Regions from separate parts of the Homo sapiens genome. Here region 2 is linked to region 1. The links are chromatin loops, found by intact Hi-C in ENCODE. Cell type or tissue: ascending aorta. All regions are shown on one strand. Links, peaks and the distances in the headings refer to the core of each region. The heading gives the core; the rest is flanking DNA.

Region 1 (7,252 bases), core at 2,153-6,152:
GTTAGTCCTACAAAGGCAGCCTGGTCCCCAGGCAAGAACGGGTTTTGTTTTGGGAAAGAGCTGATATCATCTTTATTTCAAAGTCAAACTATAAAGGGCTGTTACAAAGTTAAACTATAAACTAAGTTCCTCCCAAAATTAGTTCAGCCAATTCCTGGGAATGAACAAGGACAGCTTAGAGGTTAGAAGCAAGATGGAGTTGGTTAGGTCAGATCTCTTTCACGCTAATCATTTCACTGTTAATTTTTGCAAAGGCAGTTTCAATTGGACTGGGAGAGATAAAAGAGGAAGCAGGAAACGAATGCAGAGGGCCATAGCAGGGGTGCAGGCAAGAGAAGAGGGTGGCTGTGGTGGTGCAGAGAAGCGGGCAGTCATGATTTACTTCTGATGAAGAGCCAGCAGGACCTGAGGACAGACCAGCTGCAAGCCGTGGGAAGGAAGAAGCAGCACTGTAACATGTCCATAATGGCCCCAACGCCCAAGCTGGAAGGTTGTGGGTTTACAGGAATGAGGGCAAGCAACACCTGGCCCGCCCAGGGCGGAAAACCGCTTAAAGGAATTCTTAAGACACAAACAAAAGCATGAGCGATCTGTGTCTTAAGGGCATGTTCCTGCTGCAATTAATTCAGCCCATCCCTTCCTTTCCCATAGGGGACTTTTAGTTAATTTAATATCTATAGAAACAATGCTAATGACTGGTTTGCTGTTAATAAATATGTGGGTAAATCTCTGTTCAGGGCTCTCAGCTCTGAAGGCTGTGAGACCCCTGATTTCCCACTTCACACCTCTATATTTCTGTGCGTGTGTCTTTAATTCCTCTAGCGCCACTGGGGTCTCAGCACATGCACACATATTGGATTTCATTTTCACATTTTCCCTCTTTCTGCTTTATTAGTGACCTAGAAACAGATACAACTATGTAAAAAACAAAACAAAACAGAACTTCTATATGGTGTAGTGGCATTTCTCCTATGCCATGGTGGTGTTGTGAGGATTAAATAAATTAATACACGTTAAGATGCTTAGAAAAGTGCCTGGCACATATACAGTGCTCATTGCATATTATTTTTATTTCAATTCAAATGGAAAAAGACTAGTTTACCTAGCATGGGGCTTTTGTATAACTTACTATCCATTTTGAAAAAATGTCAGATGCTCTTACATTTAAGTGAAAATACATTTCATATCAATTAAATATGTGCATGGAAGAAATCATACTAGAAAAGTATGAGAAAAACATCTGATTAGCCAGGTGCAGTGGCTCACACCTATAATCCCAGCACTTTGGGAGGCCAAGGCAGGTGGATCATGTGGTCAGGAGATAGAGACCATCCCAGCCAACATGATGAAACCCTGTCTCTACTAAAAATACAAAAATTAGCTAGGCATGGTGGTGCATGCCTGTTATCCCAGCTACTCGGGAGGCTGAGGCAGGAGAATCGCTTGAACCAGGGAGTCGGAGGTTGCAGGGAACCAAGATCGCACCACTGCACTCCAGCCTGGCAACAGAGTGAGACTCTGTCTCAAACAAACAAACAAAAAAATCTAATTGAATAGTTAGTTGCCTAACTTTGACAAAGCAGGACTTTTTAGACCACACAGAAAACCCAGATCCAATAATGAAAAGAGTGACTTGTTTGATCACATACAAAATTTTGTAATGTTAAAAAGTTATAAATTATGCCAAAGATAAGGAAGAAGAAAATATTGCATCACATATGACAAGCAGAAAGTGAATTTCACCAAAATAAAAGATCTTCTAAAAACTGATAATCCAACAAGAGATTTCTCTTCATAAGAGAAAATGCAAACCATCAAGGGATAAATGAAAAGAGGATTTGCCTTTCACCTATCTAATTTGACCCAGCCTTCTTAGTCATTGATGCTGGGAATATGAATTGCTACAACCTTTTCTGGATGATCTGGCATATAAAAAATGTGCATATTATTCTACCCAGTAATTTATCTTTTAGGAATTCAGACAAAAGAAATAAAACCACCAGTACTGTATTAACTAGCAAAGCACGAATTTTTTTCCAAATGAACATCAATAGGAAAATAAAATATGGTTATTTATTAAATAAATTAAATTATGTTTCATTACATTTTGTAATATGTTCAGCTATTTAAAAGCATGTACTAACTTGAAAAGATGTCTGTGGCCTGCTGTTAAGGAAAAAAGACAAGTTATACAGTAAGGAACTAACATTTTACTTTTGGTTTTGGTTTTGTGTGTGTGTTTGGTTTGTTTCTTTTTGTTGTGGTCGTGGTAAGTGGTGGGGGGTAGCATATTTATACACGTACTTAAGTGTATAAGGACATAGGTAGAGGAGACACCCAATTATTCATGTTGATCGCCTCAGAGAAGTGGGATGGAAAGGTGGGAAGAGCAGGGAAAATAACTTTTCTTCGGAAAAAGTTAAAATGCCTATAGAGATGTAAATATATACTTTCTCTTTACAAATCTTTATATAATTTAGCCCCCCGCCTCCCGCCTTTTTTTTTTTTTTTTTTTTTTTTAGACGGAGTCTCGCTCTGTCGCCCAGGCTGGAGTGCAGTGGCTGTGATCTCGGTTCACTGCAACCTCCGCCTCCTGGGTTCAAGCGATTCCTGTGCCTCAGCCTCCCAAGTAGCTGGAACTACAGGCGCATGCCGCCACACCTGGCTAAATTTTTGTATTTTAGTAGAGACAGGGTTTCACCGTGTTGCCCAGGCTGGTCGCCGACTCCTGAGATCAGGCAATCCACCCGCTTTGCCCTCCCCAAGTGCTGGAATTACAGGCGTGAGCCACTGCGCCTAGCCAATTTAGCTCCCTTTTAAAATTAAAAATGGGCTGGGCATAGTGTCTCATACCTGTGATCCTAACACTATGGGAGGCTGAGGTGGGAGGATCACTTGAGCCCAGGAGTTCAAGACCAGCCTGGGCAATATAGTGAGACGCCCATCTCTACCAAAATAATAATAATAATAACAACAACAACAACAACAACAACAATACCTACGCATGGTAGTGTGCCTGGTTCCCAGCTACTAGGGAGGCTGAGGCAAGAGAACCCTTTAACCCAGCCCAGGAATTCAAGAATGCAGTGAACTGTGATCACACGACTGCACTCCAGCCTGAGCAACAGAGTGAGATCCCATCTCAGATAAATAAATAAAGCAGGCTAAATAAGGGTCCACTATCCAGAACATACACATTAAAAGAACCTTACAACTTATCAACAAAAAGACAACTCCAATAAAAAATGAGCAAAGAACTTAAACAGCCAAAGATACATAAATTGCCAACAAGCACATGAAAAGCTGCTCAAAAGCATCAGTAGTCAGGGAAATGTTAATCAAAACCACAATGAGATGCTACATCATACTCACTAGGAAGGCTAGATTTAAAAAAAAAAGAAAAAGAAAAGCAAATGTTGGTGAGGATACGGAGAAACTGGAACCCTCATTAAGCACAGAATTACTACATAACCCAGCAGATCTACTCTTAGGTATTATACCCCGAAGAACAGAAAAAAGGCACTCAAACAAATGCATGTACACACATGTTCACAGCGGCATTCATTCATAACAGCCAAAAAGTAGAAACAATTCAAACGTTCAACTGATGAATGGATAAACCATTGTGATACCGCCATACAATGGAATATTATTCAGCCATAACAACGAATGAAGTACTGATACGTGCTGCAAGGTGGATGAACCTGATACATTATGCTAGGTGAAGGAAGCCAGACACAAAAGGTCGTGTGTATGATTCCATTTACATGAAATGCCCAGAATAGGTAAATCCATAGAGACAGAAAGCGGACTGGTGGTTGCCAAGGCCTGGGAGGGAGAGGAGGATTGGCCGTAAGTGCTTCATGGAGTTGGCTGTCCTTCGGCGAAATATTTTGGAAATAGCAGAATGGTGCTTGCACAACATTGTAAATTTACTAAACGCCACTGAATTGTTCACCTTAAAATGGTCAATATTACGTTATGTGAATTTCACTTTAATTACAAAAAGAGAAACGCTAGCGTTTACGCAGGCGGAGGGCAGGCTGGACTGGGGACGCTCCTCCCGGCCGCCTCGTTGCTGGCAGCGCTTCCGCCCGCCGGCGCACCAGTCAGTACCGCGCCCGGCGAATGTGGAGGGCGAAGCTGCGGCAGGGCAATCACAAAAGGGCTGTCAGAGAGGAGGCGAGGCGGGAGGAAGATGGAGAGGCGGGTGGGAGCCTCACCTTTGGACTCTATCGCCACAGCCCGGTCTAGCCGCTACGCCCGAGCTCAAGTCTGACTCGAAACTCCGCTGGGTGCCTGAGAGGACCCGGCAGGCCAAGGGGTGGAACTGAGGGGGCGGGGACGCGGCGGGCGGGTGGGGCCGCCTCCCGGCTGGGCACGCCTCCAAGCCAGACTGGACGCGAAGGAAACCGGAACCTGTCTGCCTACGGTGCCTGTTTCCGGAAGCAGCTTGAGTCCGGACACCAACGACGGGGACGCTGGGAAGCCGACTTCCGGCGCCCTATTTTCTCACCTGGTTCCCGCGGCGAGCCAGCGGCAGCGGCGGCGGCGATGAGACAGAAGCACTACCTTGAGGCTGCAGCGCGGGGACTGCACGACAGCTGCCCGGGCCAAGCCCGCTACCTCCTGTAAGAGGACTGGAGGGGAAGCGGGAGGCGAGCGGGTAGGTGTTCCTTTGCTCCTCACAAGTCTCTTTCTCTTTTACAGCTGGGCCTACACTTCGTCGCACGGTAAGAAGAACGCCTGTCTCTTGTGCTTTGGGCTCTTGTCGCCCCGCTTTCCTCTGTTCCGCACAACGCTCAAATAAGGCCGATGGACTCACTTCCCTCCATAAAAACAACAACAACAAAGCCCGCATGTGTCTCGGTTTCGTGAAAAATCCAAATTCTTTAATGTGCCTTGTCTTGCTTTGTTAGCGGCATTTGACACATTGATCAGTCTTGAAATAGTTTCCTCCCTTGGCTTCTAGGTCATTACGTAGTTCACCTCTTCATTTATTACTTCTCGATTTGCTTTGCTGGTTCCTCCTAATCTCCCCAAGCTTTAAGTATTGTCGTGGCCCAGTACTCAGCCCTTGGACCTCTTTTCTAGGCACACTCGCTTCCTTGGTGACAGTTTTTCATCCAATCTCATGGCTTTTAAATACCATATACTGAGGACTTACAAATGTATATACTCAGCGCAGACCTCTCCTCTGAATTCTAGACTCATATATCCGAATGTCTTCTTGACAAATTCTTTTCAATGTCTAGTAATTCAAACTTAGCTAATATGTCCAAAACCTGAGCTTTAACCCCCAACAAGATCCTCCAGTTTTTCTCATTTCAGTAAATAATTCCATTCTTCCCTTACAGTTATTGAGCCCAAAAACCTTGGAGCTATTCTTGACTCCCTAACTCTCTCTCCTCCCCCAGGCCAGTATGCGAGCAAATCCTGTTGGCTTTAAAATGTAGCCAAAATCAGCCAGGAGCGGTGGCTCACCCCTGTAATCCCAGCACTTTGAGATGCAGAGGCGGGCGGATCATTTGAGGCCAGGAGTTCGAGACCAACCTGGCCAACATGGCGAAACGCTGTCTCTACTAAAAATACAAAAAAATTACCTGGCATGGTGGTGCACGCCTGTAATCCCAGCTACTCGAGAGGGTGAGGCATGAGAATCTCTTGAACCCGGGAGGTGGAGGTTGCAGTGAGCGGAGATGGCGCCATTGCACTCCACTCCTCACCACATCCATTGCTACTACCCTGCTCCAGGCCATCACCAGCTCTCTCCTGGATTAATAAAAGTGAAAGTCCTTTAAAAGGATTGTAAGGCCCTGTGTCATAGACCTGCATACCTCTCTGACGTACTCTTTCCTTCACGCAACTCCAGTCACACTAGGTCTCCTTGCTTTTCTGTTTCAGGGCCTTTGCAGGTACTCTTCACTCTGCCTGGGATTCTTGCCTCACATATCTGCTTTCATGTGAATCCTCCATTTCCCTCTGGTCTCTATAATATCACTCAATGAAGCTTTCCCTAGCCACCTATTTAAAATTACAGTAACTCCATCAATACTTCTATTCCCCCCTCCTATCTTACTTTTTTATTCCCAGCACTTAACATTTGACGTTGTTATATTTATTGTATGCCTCGGTGAATTGTCCTTTGTTCACTGCTGTGTCTCCAGCACTTAGAACAGTGCCTGGCATTCTTAATTGTCACTTAGTGAATATGAATGAGTTTCACATTTGGCAGAGCTAAGTTTAAGTGTGGTCTTTAGCTTTATAAGTGCTGTTGCATCCCTGGCACTTAGCACAGTGCTCAACAGTAGATACTATTCATTGTGCTAATTATTTAAAAAAAGAAACAAAATCGCAGTGCAATTTGTTATTTTGTGGTAAATGCATTGGTAAAATTGGTGAAACATAACAGCCTTTTAAAACTTAGTAGCAAGTAATGAGAAGTGGCTAGATTTAGGATATATTTTAAAGCCTACAGGATTTGCTAGCATAGGTTGGAGATTTGCCTATCTGTTGCTGAAAGGAGTGAATGGATGGAATTGTAGTATTTTGCAAGGTAAATTACTGCCAATTTATCTTTTTGTAAATTTTCATATTTTGAGTTTACTTAATGTGTATCTGCTTATATTAAATTTCAATATACTTTTTATAAATGTTGACAGTTTGAGGTAACAAAATATTCTGATTTGCTGAATTGTGAGTTTCATTTGTATAATTTTAGATGATAAGAGCACTTTTGAAGAAACGTGTCCATACTGTTTCCAGCTGTTGGTTCTGGATAACTCTCGAGTGCGTCTCAAACCCAAAGCCAGGTTGACACCCAAAATACAGAAACTTCTTAATCGAGAAGCGAGAAACTATACACTCAGTTTTAAAGAAGCAAAAATGGTGAAAAAGTTCAAAGACTCCAAAAGTGTATTGGTAAGATTTCAGTTCCAGTATGTATGAGTAAACTAGAATTTTCTTTTCTTTCACTTAAAATCAGTTTAAGAATCAGCCTCAGTATAACTCAGAGATTTATAGTAGTATATTTGGATTATCAAAATATATACATAAACACTTCTCTAATGATTAGTGTTTCATTATAAGGACAGCTTACTTTTATTTTTCATGATTACCTAAACCAAACATGGTGAGCTCTCAATTGTTTTGAGATCCCATTGTTGAGCATTATTTTTCACAAATGTGCGGATTTCTTGAACTGACCGTTATGGCTCCACCTAAATTGCAGTTACCACTACATTATTTTTTC
Region 2 (8,277 bases), core at 2,071-6,070, 590 kb before region 1:
TATCCATCTCAAGACCCTTAATTTAAACACATCTGCAAAGTCTCTTTTTCCAAATAAGGTAACATTGGTAAATGTGATGTAAACATTTGTAAATGTTCCAGGAATTAGGACCTGATATCGTTTGAGACCATTTTTTAACCCACCACAGCAGCCAATGGGGAGAGTCTCCATATTTGCTAAATAAAGAATTGTCTCAAAGAAAAAAAATCTTTGAGAAGACAAGCATTTGAGAGGAATTTTAACCCATGATCTGTGGCTCTTTGTGTACCCAACGTGGTAACCACTAGACACCTGTGGCTAATTACATTTAAATTTTAATTAATTAAAATTAGAAATTCAATTCCTCAGTCACACTTGCCACAGTTCAAATGCTCACTAGCCTCATGTGGCTAGTGGTTCCCATAATGGACAGCACAAGTATAGAACATTTTCATCAGCACAGAAAGCTCTAACAGACATTGCTGGGTACCTCTTGAAATATATGTTTCTAGGTGCATATGTGCATTTTTCTTGGGGCAGGGTCTAACAGAAGACACAAGCTATAAATCTTGACAATGACCAGTCTGTTGACGGGTTCTATTTAGCCCATTGTTTTAAAATTGAATTGGTTGTTAACTTTTAAGTTTTGATTTAAGACATTATAAAGAAAAACAAACTACAAGGCCAGAGGATTGCTTGGGCCCAGAAATTTGAGACCAGCTTGGGGAACATAGGGGGACGCCACTCATCTCTACAAAAAATTTAAAAAATTAACCAAGGGTGGTGGCACATGCCTGTGGTCCCAGCTACTCAGGAGGCTGAGATGGGAGAATCACTTGATATAATTAGTCCTGCTAGCTTCTGCTAGCTTAGTCAAAGCTTTGTCATCTGAGTTAGACCGTGTGAAGGTGACAGTGGTGCAGGTCTCCCTGTGGACTAGATACCCCAATCTTGCCTCACCCTTGATAATGCAGTAAGGACCCCCTATCTTATGACACAGGGCAGGAGGGAAGACAGCCAGCTCTACAGGATCCACATCATGTGCAGTCACCAACAACTGAGACTTTTCATTCTCCACCCAGGTGGTGACAGTCTTAACCCTGCTGGAAGGACAGGTGACCTCTTAGTGGAGACATCCCCTTTGCTGGCAGCTGTCTTCCCAGCCCACGACAACAGCCTCTGCTTCTCTTGCTTTGTCTCTGGTCTGTACTTGTGGGCCAGCCCGAGTTAATTAAGGAGCTTGTTGGCAGTCTGAAGTCTGGGTAAACTAGTTAATCACAGGAGGCATTTTCTGCTGCTCATAGGGGATAGCCCTTTGCCGCTGCAATCAGATATAGCTGGGCCATTTGACAAAGCAAGTGAGGTCCCTTTGGGGCTGAATGTCCTGTCCAATGCCAAAATTCTTAGGCCTTTTCTCAAACAAGGGATTTACCACCTTCTTAGCCTCCTGCTACTTTCAGACAGCAGGGGCTGGGGTCGTCTTCTTCCCCTTGGCCTTCTTTTCCTTGGGCATCTTGGGCAGCTGGAGGAGAAAGAAAGGAAAGGGAATTCTCTCCTCCATCTTCTGAGCACCCCTGACTGTTCCTCTTGTTCTGCAACCTTACATATTATTAGTGTTCTCCATTGTTCTGCCTTTTGTTCCCGCACTTTTCATGCCGTAGGCTCTCTCTGGCTAGCTTATCTATTGCCACCTATGAGGCTTCAACTACCATATCTAAAGTAATTAGTTCCAACCTATATCTTGGGCCTGACCTTTTTTTTTAGTCTCTTCTCCATAGAGTTGACTGCTACTTAACATAACTGCTTGTTTCCCGACACCCTACACTGATCATGAATTATTCCTCTCTTTCCCTCTACCTGCCTCTTTTCTCCTGTATCTTCTATCTTCTGGACTAGCACTGCCATTCACCCATTTTCTCCAACAGAAATTTGGAATCTTCTATGATGTGTCAATTTCACTCATGTACATGTTAGGCAGCGTCTGCGTCTTATTTATCCTTGTGCTGTCTATGTCCATGCTCCATAAAAACATAATAAAAAAAGGAGAGGAACAAATTGATAAAAGAGTCAGTTTGCTCATAGCAATGAGCTTATGAGAGTGGACTGGAAACAAGAAGATGTGAAGTTTGATTCATATTCGTAATGGGAGCCCAGTGTAAGATAGGAAGGAAATGAAGGATGAGGTCAAAATGTTAAATGTGAAATTTAACAAAGATTATTCAGATGGATTTAAAGGCATAGTTACCAGAGAAAACAGATGATCCATGAGGAGGATTTATTTTGGAATAAAAAGCATAATGGGGCCGGGTGCAGTGGCTCACGCCTGTAATCCCAGAACTCTGGGAGACCGAGGAGGGAGGATCACCTGAGGTTAGGAGTTCGAGACCAGCCTGGCCAACATGGTGAAACCCTATCTCTACTATAAATAAATAAATAAATACTAGCTGGGTGTGGTGGTGAATGCCTGTGATCCCAGCTACTCGGGAGGCTGAGGTAGGAGAATTGGTTGAACCCGGGAGGCAGAGGTTGTGGTGAGCCGAGATCGTGCCACTGCACTTCAGCCTGGGTGACAGAGCAAGACTCTGTCTCAAAAAAAAAAAAAGCATAATGGCTTCATGACAATTTGAATGTGAAGAGATGAAGAGAATACATCTCACGCAATACTGAAAATTCATGTCAGGGAAGACAGTAAAGCATGCTGAGAAACAGACGTGTTGGAGCTTCAGGGTCTGCTATAACATTGGATGCTCAGCACACTGCCCCGTATGAAGTCTTGCTCCTCACCTCTCTTCCAAGGCATGGGGCTCCATGTTTTCATCTTCAATTTTGTTCTCCACAGACTGGAACTAAATATTCAGCTATATGTGAGGTGATTCCTCTATGAGTTTCCTCCCTAGGAAATTCATACTGTAACTACCACAAACTTCGTGGCTTGAAACAACAGGGATTTATTATCACATGGGTCTGGAGGCTAGAAGTCTGAAATGAAGGTGTTGGTAAGGTCATACCCTCAGTGAAGGCTCTAGGGAGGAAGCCTTCCGTGTCTGTATGATTCCCGCTGGTTGCCGGCAGTCTTTGACATTCCTCATCACATGGCCTTCTTCCCTCTGTGTCTGAGTGTGGTTCCATGTATCTATCATCTTTTTAAAAGACACCAGTCGTTGGCTTTAGGACCCACCTAGCAATCAAGTATGACCTCATCTTAATTAATTACATCTGCAAAAAATGTACGTTTCCAATAAGGTCATTCTGAGGTTCTAGGTGGACACAAATTTTGGGGGTATTCAACCCAGCACACTGCCTTTGCCAGCTAGTAATTTGTTGAAATTCACCCTTCTGTGACTGCTATGTAACATGAAGTGGGTCTTTTAAATCTATTTCCTTAAGGCAGAGAATGAAGGAAGGGGCCTAAGAAAGGTGGCAAGTCCTGGATGGAAGGTGGATTATGACACCTGGGAAAGCAACATCTGTGATGGGTGGAGAGACTCAAACCGCAAATTTGAATACAAGTCATTCTATCCAACTGCCTGATGCCTTTGGAATCTACCCCTTGGCAAAGACCACGACAAAATATGGTAAACAGAATATAAGGCTATGATGGGATGTATTTATAGTCACAGGAAAATACAGGGCTCTGCCTTGTGGAGGAGATGAAATGGAAACCAATGTGATCTATAACTAATCATCACTCACTTTGTACATTCATAAAATTTCCCGGAAGCAGGAAACTGGAATGAGAATAGGCAAACTGGAAGCAATGCACTGAGCAGTTGTTCTGCCTCCATTCTTTTCTAGATGACAAAACTAAAGACCCCCACAGTGAAAATGCTTATCCCAATTTAGCCAGCTATTAAGTGACAGAACCCAAACTGGATCCCATATCTCCTGACTCTGTTCTTCCTATTTGATCCTGATGCCCCTCAGGAAAATAATTAGAATAAAATAAAAACATACTTCTTGCAAGTTCTGACAATTATTACCTAGAAAGAGGATTTGAGGAAATGGCATTTTTGAGGAAATGGTGAGAAATTTGCCTTTAATTCATATGTGTGTGAGGGAGAGTTCATTTAATTTCTTAGTTTAATATTAAGTTGTAGAAACAGTGTTTGATAAACCAAATCACAGGAGGAAAAATAAGAAAAAAGCTCCTTAACAGTAGGCGTGATGTTAACAATTTGTCAGCAGGAGGCGCTAGAGAGACATTGCAGGAGGAAGGGCTTCCCTTCTGGGTCTGGTGCGCACAGCTTCTCTAGCATCCAGTAACAGCTCCTCCCTGTTTGCTCTTGCATCCTTTGGGGCAGTTTTGTAGCCGAGTGCCTCCAGTGAGAAGCCTCCCAGTGAATGGCTGTCTCTTGCATTCTAGAGGGAAGACTTCTGGTAAGTTCTGAAGGGCAGATTTCAGGAAAGTTTCACTACCATGGCAAAACAGTGACTTTTCTGCTATCCAGTGAGCCAAGGCTATGTACCACAGAGGAGGTGCCTAACAATCACGTGGACAAAATGACACTCTCGGTGAATATAAGTCAGTCTCTTTCCCTAGTGCTTGCTCAACGGACTGTAAACAAAGTAGCCACAGTGGCAAGGATGGAGACTATGTATGGGCTCAAAAACAGGGACCGTCTCCACTCACCAAAACTGACCTAGCGAACACCACCATGTGTACCTACTTTGTCAACAGCAGAGGCCAGTACTAAGCCCTTCAAATGGTCCTCCACCGTTTGAAGAGGGCAACACTAAGCCCTTCAAATAGTCCATGGGAACCAGCCAGCCACCTGGTGGCAGGTTGATTACATTGGACCATTTTATTCATAGAGGAAACAGATTAATCCTCACTGGAATAGACATATATTCTGAATATGGATTCACCTTCCCTGCCTGTTATTCTTCAGCTAGCCCTACTATGTATGTACTTACGAAATGCCTTAGTCATCTTCTTGGTATTCTGCACAGCATTGTTTCTCATCAAGGATCTCATTTCACAGCAAATGAAGGATAGCAATGAGTTCATGTCTATGGAAGGAATCAATTGGTCTTACCACCCACATACTCCAACATCCAGAAGCAGCTGGCCTAACTGAAAGTTGGAATCACTTACTGAAGACTCAATTATGGTGTCAGTTGGGAGACAGCACCCCAAAACAACAGCATTCTGTCTTACAGGGTATCATACATGCTTGGAATCTGAGATCATTATATGATGCTGTTTCTTCATAGCCAGATTACATGGATCTGGGCATCAAGGGGTAAAAGTGAGCATGACTCCTCTCACTTTTATACCCAATAATCCATTTGCAGAATTTTTCTTCCTCTTTCAGAAACTTAGAACTATGCTGGTTTGGAAGTCATAGTCCCCAAGGGAGGGATTCTTCTACCAGCAGACACAGTGTTTCAATTGAATGGGACCATTCAGGAGGGTGAAACTGCTTCCTAGACATATTAGACTTCTTATGCCATTGGACCAACTGGAAAATAAAAAAGTTATATAGGGGAGGTGCTTGATCATGGTTACCAAGAGGAACTTGGGTTGCTACTACACTATAGGGGCAAGGACTATGTCTGAAACTCAGGGAATTATCTAGGGATGCCTCTTATACTTCTGTGGCCACTAGTAAAGGTTAATGGAAAACTACAGAAACCAAAAAAGTCAGGGTTAACAACTTAGATTCTCCAGGAATAAAGGTTTGGGTCACTATACTGGGTAGAGAACCCCAGCAAGCTGTGTTTCTAGCTAAGGATGGAGGATAGGTGGACTAGTTAATGGAAGAAGGAAGGGGTAGATATTCAGTTTCACAACAAATTACAAAACCAAGGACAGTAATAGCTTTGTGTATTTTCTGTTTGCTTATTATATACATTTGTTTATTTTATGTTCTAACCATTTTCATCTTCTTTCTCCACATTGTCGTTTTATACACAAATAGTTTAAACTTAACTTTACAATGTGTTCTTTAGGTTACAGAATATTTAGTGGGACTATGACTGAATTTGGGGAGTAATTAATATAACCAGTAATGAATACAATGACTGCCAGGACTGCGCATCTCTACATTTTGAGGAAATGGTGAGAAATTTGCCTTTAAAAAACATGGTTGTATTTTATTACAGAAGAAAATTAGAGTTGCTTTGTTGATGTACAGATGTGCTCAAAGATGTGAAGAAGGTTGCACGTGTAGGTTAAGTAGTCAGAGTCCTATTCTCATTTGAATCTCTGTGCTTTTGCTCAAGCTATTCTATGAGGGAAACTTCAAAAAGTTCATGGAAAATGTGTATTATGAAAAACTATGCATGGATTTCAAATTTTTTGCAAATAAACTCATACCAACTTGATATGACATGTCTGAATAGAACCTAGTTTGAGGCACTAAGAAGGATAAGATATCAATTTGAAAAGAGCCCCTATTGGAGCAACATGAATTCTGCTAAAATTGAAGCAAGAACAAACATCGAATTTATGGTGATGCTTGCATGGAAGAATGGTGAAATCACTGATGCTTTACAAAAAGTTTATGAGGATGATGTCCCCAAATAAATCAGCAGTTTACAAATAGATAAACCACTTGAAGAAGGACAAGATAACGTTGAAGATGAAGCCTGCAGTGGCAGACCATCCACATCAATTTGCAAGGGAAAAAAGGATCTTGTTCATGCTCTAGTTGAAAAGGACTGACAATTAACAGCACAAACAATAGCCAACACCACAGATGTCTCAAGTGGCTCAGCTTACGTAATTCTGACTAAAAAATTTGAGCAAACTTTCCACTCTATGAGTGCCAAAACCATTGCGCCCAGATCCACTGCAGACAAGAGCAGAGCTTTCAGTGGAAATTTTAAACAAATAAGATATAGACCCAGTAGCATTTCCTTGAAGAATTGTAACAGGAGATGAAACACGGCTTTACTAGTGTGATTCTGAAGACAAAGTACAATCAAAGCAATGGCTACCGAGACGTGGAAGTGGTCCAGTCAAAGCAAAAGTGGACTGGTTAAGAGCAAAGGTTGTGACAACAGTTTTCTGGAATGCTCAAGGAATTTTTCTTGCTGACTTTCTGGAGGGTCAAAGAATGATAACACTGCTTATTATGAGGGTGGTTTGAGACAGTTAGCCAAAACTTTAGCAGAAAAACACCCAGAAATCTTCACCAGAGAGTCCTTCTTCACAGTGACAATGTTGCTACTCATTCCTCTCATTAAACAAGGACAGTTTTGCAAAGGTTTCAATGGGAAATCATTAGACATCATCCATCTTACAGTCCTGATTGGGCTCATTCTGACTTTTTTTATTTTCTAATCTAAAAAAAATCTGTAAAGGGCACCCATTTTTTTCGTCAGTTAATAATGTAAAAAAGACTGCATTGACATGGTTAAATTCCCAGGACCCTCAGTTCTTTAGGAGGGTCTCATCACTTACAAAAGTGTCTGGAGCCTATGTTGAGAAATAAAGTTTTAATTTTTCAATTTTTATCTCTTAATTTTGTTTTTCCACAAACTTTAAGTTCCCCGTGTATATACCTTAAATGACTCCTCCCATCCTCTCAAATTTGAGACACAGTTTATTTCATCATGAAGTTTCTTCCAGTTACCCTACCCTGCAGTGATTTCTTTCTCTGTGTCCCTGAAGGATTTGATAGTATCGTACATTTAGTACCTAATTATACATTCTGAACATAATTATCTTTTAATTATTGGATGTATTATACTGTTCTCCATCCCCTGCCCCACCTGCCCCAGTCCACTAGACCCTAAGCTCTTTTAGGATGATATCTCATTCCTTTTTTGCACTGTCCATCGAAAACACACATACAGTGAGTCACTACTCGATGAATACTTCTTAATTAAATAACTGTCCTTACCCACTTGCTGCACTGATCAATCTCCATCTTGCTCCGAATTCAGTGTTTCCGCCAATACAGTGTTTTTCAACCTAATTTGACTAGAGAGCATCTTTGACATCAATATCTAATTTCTCAAAACCACTTGGGACTAAAAAGATAATTTGTCAATTTTTGCTTGATATGTAAAAATGATTTACATAAAATGTTTTATTTTGAATTAACATATCATAAAATTCTTTAAAAACATATTCTACATTTGTAATATGACTTTTTTCCATTATTTAGAAATAATTAAGAAAGCAGAGTTAAAATACTGTACTGTAGTTCTTCAAAACATTAAAATAGAATTACTGTATGATCCAGCAACTCCACTTCTGGGTGTATACCCAAATTAATTGAAAGCAGGGACTCAAAAAGATATTTGTACACCCATATTCATAACAGCATTATTCACAGTAGCCACCGA

Evidence for each region. Peaks named below come from ENCODE experiments on the same cell type or tissue, not always from the same donor. Only the 100,000 strongest peaks of a DNase experiment are listed, where the experiment ranks them.
Region 2: a loop joins it to region 1, with 5 times the contacts of the local background. A loop is called at or near these places in 10 of 110 quality-filtered maps.

The regions. Positions count from the first base shown.
Region 1 is chr18:35,968,175-35,975,426 of GRCh38, forward strand. RMP24 (ribonuclease MRP subunit p24) reads left to right here and starts at 4,505. Exons shown (of 5, transcript NM_031446.5): 1 at 4,505-4,631; 2 at 4,711-4,733; 3 at 6,722-6,921. The coding sequence starts at 4,555. It overlaps LOC105372066 (a long non-coding RNA gene), which reads right to left and starts at 4,277. Exons shown (of 4, transcript NR_188032.1): 1 at 4,224-4,277. RefSeq lists silencers at 3,992-4,286, 4,226-4,375 and an enhancer at 4,295-5,187. In ascending aorta, for the core only: no CTCF peak of the experiment used is centred there; a DNase peak (open chromatin) is centred at 4,457; H3K4me3 peaks cover 2,633 bases; H3K27ac peaks cover 1,776 bases.
Region 2 is chr18:35,382,534-35,390,810 of GRCh38, forward strand. It overlaps the pseudogene RPL7AP67. Among named protein-coding and RNA genes, the nearest start is that of ZNF396, 9.3 kb to the left of the region's middle. RefSeq lists a silencer at 6,812-7,106. In ascending aorta, for the core only: a CTCF peak has its summit at 4,164 (motif pointing right); a DNase peak (open chromatin) is centred at 4,198.